Regions from separate parts of the Mus musculus genome. Here all the other regions are linked to region 1. The links are chromatin loops, found by intact Hi-C in ENCODE. Cell type or tissue: left cerebral cortex. All regions are shown on one strand. Region 1 overlaps Iffo2 (intermediate filament family orphan 2). Region 2 overlaps Ubr4 (ubiquitin protein ligase E3 component n-recognin 4). Region 3 overlaps Ubr4 (ubiquitin protein ligase E3 component n-recognin 4).

Evidence for each region. A loop is a pair of places that touch in the nucleus more often than their neighbours do. Peaks named below come from ENCODE experiments on the same cell type or tissue, not always from the same donor. Only the 100,000 strongest peaks of a DNase experiment are listed, where the experiment ranks them.
Region 2: it touches region 1 in a loop (3-fold over the local background); 19 of 42 quality-filtered maps call a loop at or near these places.
Region 3: a loop joins it to region 1, with 2.5 times the contacts of the local background. A loop is called at or near these places in 7 of 42 quality-filtered maps.

What each region holds. Positions count from the first base shown.
Region 1 is chr4:139,609,444-139,613,443 of GRCm38, reverse strand. All of the region lies in intron 5 of Iffo2 (intermediate filament family orphan 2), which reads right to left. Among named protein-coding and RNA genes, the nearest start is that of Aldh4a1, 11 kb to the left of the region's middle. In left cerebral cortex, no CTCF peak of the experiment used is centred here; DNase peaks (open chromatin) are centred at 1,614 and 2,422.
Region 2 is chr4:139,468,851-139,472,850 of GRCm38, reverse strand. Ubr4 (ubiquitin protein ligase E3 component n-recognin 4) reads right to left here. Exons shown (of 106, transcript NM_001160319.1): 90 at 3,981-4,000; 91 at 3,088-3,175; 92 at 2,525-2,652; 93 at 1,439-1,546; 94 at 1,000-1,119; 95 at 189-379. Among named protein-coding and RNA genes, the nearest start is that of n-TVaac1, 40 kb to the right of the region's middle. In left cerebral cortex, a CTCF peak has its summit at 2,452 (motif pointing left); a DNase peak (open chromatin) is centred at 2,449.
Region 3 is chr4:139,488,408-139,492,407 of GRCm38, reverse strand. Ubr4 (ubiquitin protein ligase E3 component n-recognin 4) reads right to left here. Exons shown (of 106, transcript NM_001160319.1): 106 at 2,875-3,241. The coding sequence ends at 3,177. Among named protein-coding and RNA genes, the nearest start is that of n-TVaac1, 60 kb to the right of the region's middle. In left cerebral cortex, no CTCF peak of the experiment used is centred here; DNase peaks (open chromatin) are centred at 1,553 and 2,206; H3K27ac peaks cover 728 bases.

The DNA.
Region 1 (4,000 bases):
CTAGACTGTGAAGAGCACTCACTGCTCTTGTAGAGGACTGGAGATCCGTTCCCAGCACTCACATGGCAGCTTAAAACTGCTAACACTGGTTCCAGGGCCCCAGCATCCTCCCCAGGACTCCACAGGCACTCCATGCATACAGGGCATAGACACATATGCCGGCAAAGCACTCATTCACATCAATAAAATCCCCTCAAAGGGACTGGAGAGATGTCTCAGCTTAAGGGCACTGACTGCTCTTCCAGAGGTCCTGAGTTCAATTCCCAGCAATCATGTGATGGCTCACAACCATCTGTAATGGGATCTGATGCCCTCTTCTGGTGTGTCTGAAGACAAAGACAGTGTACTCACATCCGTAAAATAAATAAATAACTTTTTAACAACCTCAAAATCAATCTCTCTCTCTCTCTGTGTCTGTGTGTGTGTGTGTACAAATCGAGTATGCATGCACACATGTATCCTTTAGACATGATTCTGGTCAAAAGAAGAATGGTTGTCCTGCCCCATGTTGAGTAGGGTAAATGCAGGCACACTCCTGACAGATGAGGAGAGCACAGCTCAGGAGGAAACACACTTGCCCAAAGCCACCACTGCTGTGAAGCAGAAGAAGGACTGCGACCCAGACCTGCTGGCTCCCTACAGCTTTTGAAGCCAACTAAGACCAGCCTCAAACCTGGAGGGTAGCTTGTTTGTTAGCTTCATTTCACAGGTCAGCAAACTGAGACTCGGGGAAGACTGGGTGTCCTTCTGACTGGATCTATGCTAACACTGGATTTAAATTAAAAATCCAAGTAACTTTAGAGGCTTTCTGGCTAGAGTAGGAGGAACAAGACTAGTTATATGTGGTTTTGCCCAGGACTGGTTTCCAAGATGCACAGATTACTACAACTGGGGGCCCCTTAAAGACTATTGCATCTGCTCAATGTGGTAGTGCAGGCCTTTAATCCCAGCACTCAGGAGGCAGAGACAGGTGGATCTCCTGAGAGTTCCAGGGCAGCCAGGACTATAGAGGAATCATGTCTCAAAACAACCAAACAAAAACAACAACAAAATCACAAAAGAATCCTGGGATTTCAGGCTTGCGCCACCATGCCAGGCTCTGAGAGTTTGTTTGTTTTCTTCCTTCCTTCCTTCCTGATTGATTTATTTTTATTTTAGGCACATTAGTGTTCTGCCTGCTTGTATCCTGTATGTGAGGGCATCAGATATCCTGTAATTAGAGTTATAGACAGCTGTGATTTGCCATGTGTGTGTGTGCTGGGAATTGAACCCAGGTCTTTTGGAAGAACAGCCAGTACTCTTAACCGCTGAGCTATCTCTGCAGCCCTTGTGCTCTGAGGCTCAGTGGCACAGGACTGTAGACTTCCCTCTGGGGAGTCTCCCTTTGTTTATGCCTCCCCATTCTCCATTCTTTCCTGGCTCTTTTAGAGCTCTGCTCTACCTCACTCAACAAAGGTATGAGTTGGGGGCCAAAAGACAATGACACGGAAGGATTTCTGATTTAAAAAAAATAATAATAAAATAAAATAAAAAGGCTTCCTAGAGCGCCCCCTTGAGGTAGGCCAGGCTTGTTCCCTTGCCCAATAGCAATTCTTGTAGCAGCCCCTAGGTGGCGCCTGTGAGTCAGGAAATAAGCTTGGAGGGGTTTATTGGAAAAGGAGGCGATTCTGAGCCTCTGGGGTCCATCCATCAGCACATCCCATGGTCCACTACTGACGGCACTTCCTTTCCAGCGTCTGAGATCTGAAGGAAAGCCCCGCTGAGGGATGGCTAGCCAGAACAGACAGGAAGACGGATGAGAGCAGAAACGGAAAGAGCCCCCACCCTCACCCGGGGACTTTGGAAGGATGTCGAAAATTCTCCTCTCAGCCTTAGTCTGAAGCCCAAGCTACTGATTTGGATCAAAACAACACAGAGTTCTGACACGGGTGTGTCATTCTAAGGCTTCACTAAAACTGGCTGGGGGGGGGGAGGGGGGAGAGGGGGGGGTGGAAGGGGGTAGGGTGGGGTGGGGTGGGGGTAACCACCAGGCTGGGCCATGCATGGGCTCATGGAAATACCAGGTGGGATCTGAAAAAAAGAAACCACTGAATCAGCTGCTAACACCAGCTAGAGGAACAGAACAGTGGTAGGGATGAGCAAAGAATTTTTTTTTTTAACTTAGGCAACTTTAAAGCCAGACAAATCTAATTAGACACCGAACCCTGTCAACGCTCGGGTGCCCACCACATGAGGGGGTCACTTCTCTACTGCTCATAACTAAATGCTTTTTGCACACCCAAGAGGGAGCCCTCGCCAGAGGCGCCCCCAACTCAGCTCTCTGGATGGATACCTCTGCTCTGCACCTCCTTTCTGACCAGATTAACCATCCCCTGGGGACTCCATGAAAATAGATAATTGATTTCTTCTGAGGAGCCCTTTTATTCAACAAAACGAAGGAGATTTGGGGGTGTCTGCACATCAAAGAATGATTCAGGCTCAGGAGTTCCCAGAGCAACACTGGAAAAAGCTGGACCCAAGCCACATTTCTTTTCAAAAGCCTAGGGATACAGAGTGCTTGCCTGGGGGGGAGGGGGGGCTGGGTTTGATTCCCCAGTACTACATAAACCAGGCTTGGGTCCCAGTACTCAAGGGGTAGAGACAGGAAGATCAGAGTTCAAGGCCATTCTAGACTACATAGCAAGTTTGAGGCTAGCCTGGGCTACACGAACCCCTCTCTCAAAAACAAAAACAAAAACAAAAGAGGTGGGGGGGGTGGAGGCATGTCCTCTTGTCAGCAGAAGTGAGAACATAAGATCTGGAGGGATACTCAAGCTGAAAGATGAACCAAGGGACAAGGCATGTCCAGCCTTGTCTCAGGTCTGTCTTGAGGGGAGAGCTCCCAACTCCACCCTGCTCATCCTGAGCATGTGACTAAAGCCAAAGAAACAGCAGACAGCAACAGTGGGGCGCAGATGGAAGATGGACATCTCTCCCAAGCAGGAGGGTGGCTAAGGGGACAAAGCACTAAACCACGTATGTAGGTCTGGCTCGCCCTACTCTGTGCCCCTGAAGTGCTTCCCTTGTATGGAGCTCAAGGAGCTGGTGGCCTGTCAGATGCTGCCAATGGTGACCGGGCAGAACTCTCAGAGTCCAAGTGCCTGAGAGTGTGGGGCTACCAGCCCTGCCCTTAACTCACCCAGGGTCCTCACCCTATCCTACCTAGGGGTGCCATTTGTATTCAAGTTAAAAATGGATCTGGGTTCAGAACAAAGCACCAACTAGGCCAAGGCCACAGTGCTACCAGGGTGACATACTCAATAGGTTTTGGTACACCAGTTCTCTCTATGGTTTGTTTTTGGTAAGGTGTCCTAAAGGGTGGCATGTGTCAATTTCTTACAATGACAAAGTCTAAGCTACCAATGTGACATCACTGAGCCTGCACACAGACAGCATGCACACACAGAGACACACACACACACAGAGACAACACACACATACAGAAGCATGCGCATATACACATATACACAGACAGCACACATACACAGACACACAGATAAGACGCACACACACAGATAGCACACACACACACCCATAGAGACACCCACAGAGACAGTACACACAGACCATGCACACACACACACACACACACACACACACACACACACCTCCCAAGGGGTGGAACCAGCTGTATCTGGCCATTACCTATACACTCAGGCCAGACTCTGCCGATTAGCCAGAACCTCCTGGCGAGGGAATACTAGTGAGTGACAGGTTGTGGTCTGAATCCTAACTCTGTCAGACACTGCTGAGCCTCCCCAGAGCCTTCAAAAGGTTAACAATGACCCTGTGTGCTTGGTGAAGGTCTGGAGTTAGCCAAGTGTCATTTCATGGAGGACACTTGGTGACTATGAAGACTCTTCCCATGAGCCATGCGTGGGTCAGCTCACCAGCCCACCAAGAGAGACTGGAAGATGGGTGTGTGTGATGCATGGCTGAAAACAGCCCATTAAGGTGACAC
Region 2 (4,000 bases), 140 kb after region 1:
TCCTACCACTGCTTCATTACACTAGGGTTTGGTGACTGCCTCTCCAGCTAAACAAAGCTCCCATCTGCCAGATCATGGACACAGACACTCAACAAAACCCCAGGCAGCCCTGTTCAGCCTCACAAGTCTAGCTTGGGACTCTGTGGGCTCTCCCAAGAGGCTCATTGTATCAAACTTCAGGCTCCTACTTCTCGAAGCTGCAGTATGGCTTGAACCGCTCCACCAGGATCTGCATCTTCTCCACCTCTCCGAAGGACAGGTATGGGATGATACGCAGCAAGCCCTGTAGCACGCTAGGGTTGGATCGAACGAAGGTGCTGTTGATCTGGTCCAAGAGCATCACCAGTTGATCCTTGTCACCTGTGAGGAGGAGGTTGCCCTGCAATGGAAAAGGGTGGGAATAAAGATGGTGGCTGTAGCCAAGAACTGACCCCCCCAAAGTTGCCACCCCCACCAGACAGAACTGTTCCTTAGCGCTTGCTGGGGACAATAAGCAGCCTGGGTCCCCCTGATGAGTATCGGAGCTACTGTGATGGTTCTCAGGTAGCCAAACTACACCAATACAATGCCCTGCTCCCCCAGGAGAACAGAGACGGCTATAGACTCCTGGGACCATAGGCCTGGCCAAATCACCAACCCCGAGAGGCAGGAAGATCCAGATGCACATAGGGGAGACTGATTTCAACCCCGAGGCCTGACTGCACCACTCACAAGTCAGGCCAACTGTAGGGTAGAGGGTTGAGCTACAACACTGCCTGTTCAGCCAGGTCATGCCCGGCTTCCATCAGTGAGTGCCTTCAACCTGACAGAGTATCCTTGGCAGCTTCGTTTCTCTAAATGCAAAAGTTTCAGGCTCAGCGCAATGATATAGCCCTAAGTAGAAACTGGCCATTTCTAACAAGAGAGGGCTTAGCCATTCTGGGCTGAAATCAGCTAGCTCCAGATAAGCCCACTGCAGGTTCCCAGTGTTTGTGGGCAGAAGGACTAGGCCCCACTCACCTTGTCCTCACTCAGGGGCTCTGCGTTGGATTCATCTAGAATGATCTCCATGATGCTTAGCACCTGCTCAGCCACAGCTGCTCCTCCGCTGTCCTTGCTCTCTTGCTCGGCTACCAGAGCCTGAAGGGGGGAGCCAGGGCACAGTCGGTCACTTGTGAGTGAGCTCCACTGCCTTCCATGGTCTTAAGCCAGGGGCTGCATGTGCACCCATGCATGTAAGTGTGTGTGCCCTGAGACGCACAATTTTTCTGCAGTGTTGATTCTGTTCTACAGAATTCCTGCTCCTGGTCTTGAGTCTACACCCAGCACAGGGGCAGGAAGCTCTGCAGAGCACGAGTTTGGGTCATCTGGAAAGTGAGCTGAAGGAGCAGGCTTGGTACTGCAATCTCTCATTGGCGCCAAAGCTCCCTGTCCATCGTCTGCAGCCCACACTGCTTACCAGGTTCAGAGTCCCCAGCATGACATTCAGAGTGTTCGTCTCCAGCTTGACCAGCTGCTGCCGGTTGACTTTGACCTTCACACAGTAACTGAAGAGCTTCAGCAGCACCTGCAAGAGAAGCCAGCCCAGAGGTCCACGAGAGCATCCGGGAGCAGACGGCATACAAGCCACAGCCACAGAAAAGGGTCTGGGCCAGTGCTGATCAACCTTCCTAGTGCTGCAACCCTCTAAGACAGCTCCTCATGGCACGGGGACCCCAACCCCCTAATACAGCATGGCATGGGGACACCAAAAATAACATTTTTGTTGCTACTTCATAGCTGTAATTTTGCTACTGTTATGAACTGTAATGTAAATCTCTGAGATGCAGGAAAGCTGGTATGTGACTCCCGAAGGGTCTTGACCCATGGGCTGAGAACCACTGCTCTAAGTGACTTCTCAATTAGCAGGCACTCCTCCTGAAGAGCAAGGAGAGGTGATCCTGGGCTCTCATTCCAGGTCACCATCTTAAGTGGCAACATTCTCCCGAGTGATTCTTAATAAATCAGGTGGTGTTCCATTATCCCAGGGAAACCCAGCACCAATCTAATCTCTGAACTAGCAGCAGACAGAAAACCCTGGCACACACAGCCTATGGAGGCCTAAAACCAGGTAGGCCATCTGAATAACACGAGAGTGTTTGTCCTTGTAAAGCTCACAAGGTAGACATTAGTGAAGTCTCTGTGGTGACTTTGGAATGCCCTGACTAGTGAGACAGATGACCCTCTAAACAGCAGCCAATGACGGAGAAATGAGTTACGTTACAAGAATAAAGGCAATCGTAAACCAACAATGACTGGCACAAGAGCAGTTACAGGGGAGAAACAGTCATGGTTCCTGAGACCTGAAGAGGTACCGGAGAAGACCGCCACAGCCCAGATCTAAGGGAGCCGGCCAGGAAGAGAGCAGTGGGAGGCTTAGCTGTCCAAGGTGTGGTGAAAGCCAGCACTAGTCCCTGCTGTACCACACTGCCCTCTAGTGTCAAGTGGCTTAATGACCTCAGCTTCTCGGAGAGAGCCTGGTCCTGTCATACTGCCCACAACTCACTGTTAGAAGGTGGCGTCCCTGCTTAAAATCTTTGACTCCTGCCAGTCTGTTCAACATGCACTGCAGACCCCCACACTGGGCCATCACACCGGCCATTCTGTACACTTCCTCTTCATCTTCTTCTTCATCTGGGAGAAAAGGGAGACCAGAGGAGCACAAGTTCAAAATGGGAGTAAGTGCTTAGATCAGAACACACAGCCCTCTCCTGGGCTGAGGGCATACAGCCCTTTCCCCGGGCTAGAACTAAGGTCATTACTATAACCGACCTGTACTCACTCCCTTAGGGGCCTTGCTCAAGGCTTAAGTCAACTACAGTTTTCTGCCATTACAGCAAAGCCCTAGCAAATACCACTGAGAGCCAAGGTGGAGAGAAGTCTGAACACAAGCCTGCTAACTGCATCTTTCCGACAGCCTGAACGGTTTCATCCCAATAGGGAATCGGCCCACAGATGCCTGTCTTCCTCCCCGACAACTGTGATGCAGAGCACAGGCTACTGTACTCTGGGACATGCTTGCTCTGGCCTGAGTCCAATATGCAGCATCATATATGGAGAGGGCCATACCTGTGGTGGAGTCCAGGGACTCGATAAACTCCTCGGTGGCATCGCCCAGGAGCCCCCGCATTCGATAAACAATCCTCATGGGCTCTCCCTAAGCAGAGAAAAGTTGGAAAGGTAGACATGAACAGGCCTAGAAACCACTGTAAGCCTTCACCCTGGGACCTGCTCAGTGCCTTGGTGATGTGAGCCTCCATCTCTCTAACAAGACAGGGACTGGAAGTCTCTGAGACGCAAAGGCTGTAATTCACATGTGGAAGAGACTCACTCGGTTCAGTGCCTGCTGCAGGCCAGGCCCCGTGAGAAGCGCTGCAGCAGACACACAATCCTACTGGATTCCATTGGAGCACTGGGTAAGCAAGCGCTCCAACAGCTACTTCCTAGGCTAGAAGTAAAGGCTCAATTCTAAGACTGTGCTGATCTCAGGAAGAGTTCTCTCAGCCCACAGAGGATCATAATCCAAAGGACACAGGACAAACAACTGTATCTGAACCAAAGAATGTAGTACACATTTCAGGCACGCAGAGCACGTCTCTGCCCACAGACAGCAGGCTCTCTCTTCATCACAGAGATAAGGAGGAATTAACCAGCAGCTTAACACACACAGCCTGCACGGGACAGGAGGGAGCTGCTGGGAGAGGCTGCCTATGCCAGGCATCAAAGCTGCGGCCTGCAGAGGTCCAGCCTCAGTTCAGAGAAAAGCAGAGGCACAATGTCACGCATGCCTCCCTGAAGCTGTCTGACCGAGCTGACAAAATGATGGACCTCTCCAGACAGGAAGGAAAGCCACAGCAGCCACACAAGGCCATGGTGATTAACAGCAGCTCCACTTGGCCAGTCTTGAGGACAGAAAGGCAGCCCACCCACCCACAGCTCCTGCAGAGAAAGCAAGCACATACCTCATTGGTCGCACACCACA
Region 3 (4,000 bases), 120 kb after region 1:
CACATGCCTGGCTCCTAATCCTGGCTCTCTGGGCTTGTTGGGGAGGCCAGAGGATGAGTGGCAGCCAAACACTGGTCAGGGAAGGGAGGTACCCCACCTGAGACAGGAAACAGGCCAGCAGAATGAAAGGAAAGAGAGCAACTGCTAAGGTGACCGAGCTCTGCTGGCCGAGCATGCACACATGCACATGAGTGGTACTTTTGTCCATTCTGAGATTGTGGCTGACCTGGTTCCTAAGGCCCCTACTTTGGCTGTTCATATCTCCTTTACAGCCTGTGTTGCTGCAGTGACAGTGCCTGTCAAAATATCACAATGAGGTGGAAGAGATCCTCACATAAATAGGGCAGGAGCCCTACCCTACAGGGCCCCATGGAGGAAACCATTACCCTTGGGAAACACTACCAGCCTCAAGGTCTCAGGTGACCCAGACCCACCTGTACCCTCACTGTCTCACGGGGGAGGGGAGGGTTCAGACACCAAACAAAACTGGGTCTTCGCTCTTCCCTTCCCTGATATGTCTCCAGGGAGGCTCCTATGGGATGCCTCCAACTTTAAAGAATTAGTGTCCTGGGACCCTGCGATCAGGCAGTGGGAGGGGCCATTTGAGATGGGAAAGGTCCAGTAGCTGAACAGTAGTGGGGGCCCTCCAAGGCTGTGCGTGATAAGGGGGCTGTCTCCCTCTGAGAGGCATCACCACCACCATCCATCTCAATGCTGATGTCAGACAGAATGAAGGCAGAGTCTGGCCCAGCCCCTGACCCTAGTGGGATGTGGACACACAGCCTCCTCCTCCTCCCAAATTGGGTCCTATACTTGGAGAGCTGGAGGCCAGGAAGGACATGAGGATGACGGTACCAGTGGCTTGAGTAGTGTTTAAAAGGAATGGCCTTTCTGTGGACTGACTTCAGACCTCACTAGGCCTAACAGCTGGCCTCAATCCCTTGGGTCCTGTGGCTGAGCAGAGTGGCTCCAGAAAGGAGAGCTTGGCTCGTCTGACGTCCTCCAGTGCTCCTGCCTAGGGGTTGCAGGTATGGGGCGACGTCCACTGCCCAGCCTGTTTTCCATTACCATTCAGACACAGCCAAGGCCCAGCCCTAGGATGCAGCACGGACCTGCAGGGCTACAGTGTTAGCAGCTTTTCTGGGACGGTGCAGAAGCACTGGCAAGTGCTCTTGGGCTTGACAAGGGAATCAAGACAAACGTGGGCTCGGCCCAAGATCCTTGGAGGACTTGTCTTGTGTACTCTTATTGGTAAGGGATGGAGTGCTACTCAAGTTGAACAGAGCAGAGGGTGGTGGCTCCACTGTAGACACACAAGCATGTCTGTCAGCTGTCCTGCAGAAGGCCCTGTCCTGGGGCAGGCTGGCTCCAGACGGCACACAGCAAGCAGCAGAGGGTGTTAAAAGTCTTTTGAGAACTTCAAGAAGGGAAACTACTTCCGACAGAGGTCATCACTGCTGAGCCCATGTTAAAAATGCCCAGGAAGAGGAAGAGCCAGATAGTCAGCTGTGAGAGCGCTCTGTGCTGCCTGGCGTCTCGGCTGACTGGGTGTTGCTTCCCCAGGCAGCTGCAGCTGAATGGCCAGGAGCCAGCCCTGAGTTGTGTTTTGTCTCCGTGGGACACTGTGAGTGCCTGGTTTGATGATGTTTTATCTGCTATTGCTACTTTGTAAGCTCACTCAAAACCAAAAGCTCGGCTCTAGCAGGTTCTTGTCCGGAGAGACTCGTGCTCTGGGGGCTTTGGTCAGCCTTCTGATGGGGCCGCATTAGTAATGGATGATCATAAACATGCCTTGGCCTACAGTGGTCCCCTTGCACTGGCAGCCCCGGCCCCACATGAAGTTGCTCCAGTTTACTAAGTGACAGGACAGTGGCTGACCCTCCCTCAATGTCTAAACTACCTCTCTGGAGTCCAGCAGGACAGACAAGTATGTGTAGGGGGATCCAAAAGAACAATGCCAAGGTCCCCACCTTACTTGCTGAACCCAAGTTATATGAGAAAAAGCTGCAGAATCTAAGCAGCTGGGAAAGCAGCCCTCTTCCAAGGAGATGCTATGTCTTTCCTCCAGGGCAGGCTGGCCCCAGGCTGCATCAGGAAGGGAAGCCTGCCTGGCAGTTCCAGGGCTAACTCAACCCCCAGTTGCTTGTGCTCTGGCCTGCCAGGGCTTTGGGACAGCACCCAAACAAACTGCCTTTGTCTCTCTGTTAGAGCTAAGCACAATACTCTTGCCTTTTGGCTGCAAAGGCTCTGGGGAAGCAACATGGTGCCTTGGTTGTGGAAGTCATCCAAAGGAGACCAGAGGCATCACAGGCCCAGATGGTCTGGTCCAGGGAGCAACCTTGTGAACCAGACATTCAGAGGGGCTGATGTCACCAAAGCCTTTGGTTGATGGGAGTTAGCCAGCTCTTCCTCCCGACAGGCTGTGACTGGGTCAGCCTTTTGCTGAAGTCTGAGAAAGGCTCTCAGGAGCCAGGAGGTGGGGGCAGGTCTCAGAGGTCCAGATACTAAGTTCAGAGGCGCCTCACCTGTCAACTGAGGTCTCAGCAGGCGACTTGGGGTGCAGAACAATGCACAGGCTCTTCCTAGGGCGGTGGGCAGAAGAGCCCTAGCAGTGGACACAGCTATTCTCACTATTCTCACCCTTCCCTGAAGTCTCTCCTCTCTGCCTGGCAGCCAGCAGGAGACTGTCAAATGCTTTCAAGGCCTTTGAAGTAGATGCTGACCAGGGCCTGCTCTGCTGAGCCCTCTTTTGGCTAGGGACAAAAAAACCATCAGACCCCAGAGAACACAATTCAACTCCAGCAGTCTTCCTGGTGTGTCACTGCAAGGCTGTGAGTTCACTGGAAAGCACTGGGCAAGCAGCAGCTAGACCCCTTTCCAATGTGTACTAAGTCATTCATTTATTTCAAGATGTACACACTCAAGCTGGCCGGGACAGCTCACAGCTCCTAGGTACGTATAGGTCCTTCAATGGCTTGAGCTACAGACAACTTCATAGCCTGCGCAGCACACACACACACGTGATAGAACAGGAAGCCTACAGACCCCAAACCACTCCGAGAAAACTGAGGGAGGAGGGGGTGCTAATGCAGCATCCGTGGGGGAAATGAGTGCACACGGAGAGATGAATGAGGGGAGAATGCAAGCTAGCTTCAATCTCATTTCCATGGGGATGGTCAGGGGACTGAGTTCAACAGGTCCTTTAGGAAGCTCTCTGGATCGGTGATTTCTGATAGAAGACCTGGAAAGCAAAGACAGTGTGAGTGGGAGTAGCACAGGGCCCCCAGCCCCACCGAGTCACAGAAGCCTGGTTCACGAATAGGATATACTGTGCCAGCATGCTCTGATGGGATTCCAGCAATGGAGGGGAGGTGACCACTGTGTGACTAATACTCTGCTTGAGAAGTGGGTGCTGCTAGGACAGTGTGGCAGATACCATTTTAAATTCCCTGGAGTGGAGGATTTCCACCTGTCCAGGGGTCACTCAAGGGGCTATAAAATACTGCAACTCCCAAGTTTTTCTTTCTTGTCTTGTTCCTGATCCCAGACTGGCCTCAAACTCACTATGTAGCTGACAACCTCCTTTGAACTTCTGTGCTACTATGCCTGGTATATATGGTGCTGGAGGGACAGAACTCAGTGTTCCATGCATCCCAAGCAAGCAAGCACTCTTCCAGCTGAGCCACACTCCCCTACCCCAGAGTGGTGATGTGCGTGTGTGTGAACATGGTCTTTCTCCATGGCCCTCGCCTTCTTTTCTAAGATTGGTTCTCTCACTGAACCTAAAGCTCACCGGCTGGCTAGACTGGTTGGCCAGCAAGCTCAGCCTGGGATCCTACTAGAGGCAGTTTCCCAGCGCTAGAGTTACACCTGCACCTGGCTTTTCTGGGGATCAGAACTCAGAGCCTCATCCTCAGCCTTTGTCATTTTAAACTGGTCAAAGAAAGGCAAATGCTGATGGTCTTATGGGCTGAAGGTCAGAGCAGGACAGAGGCCTCTG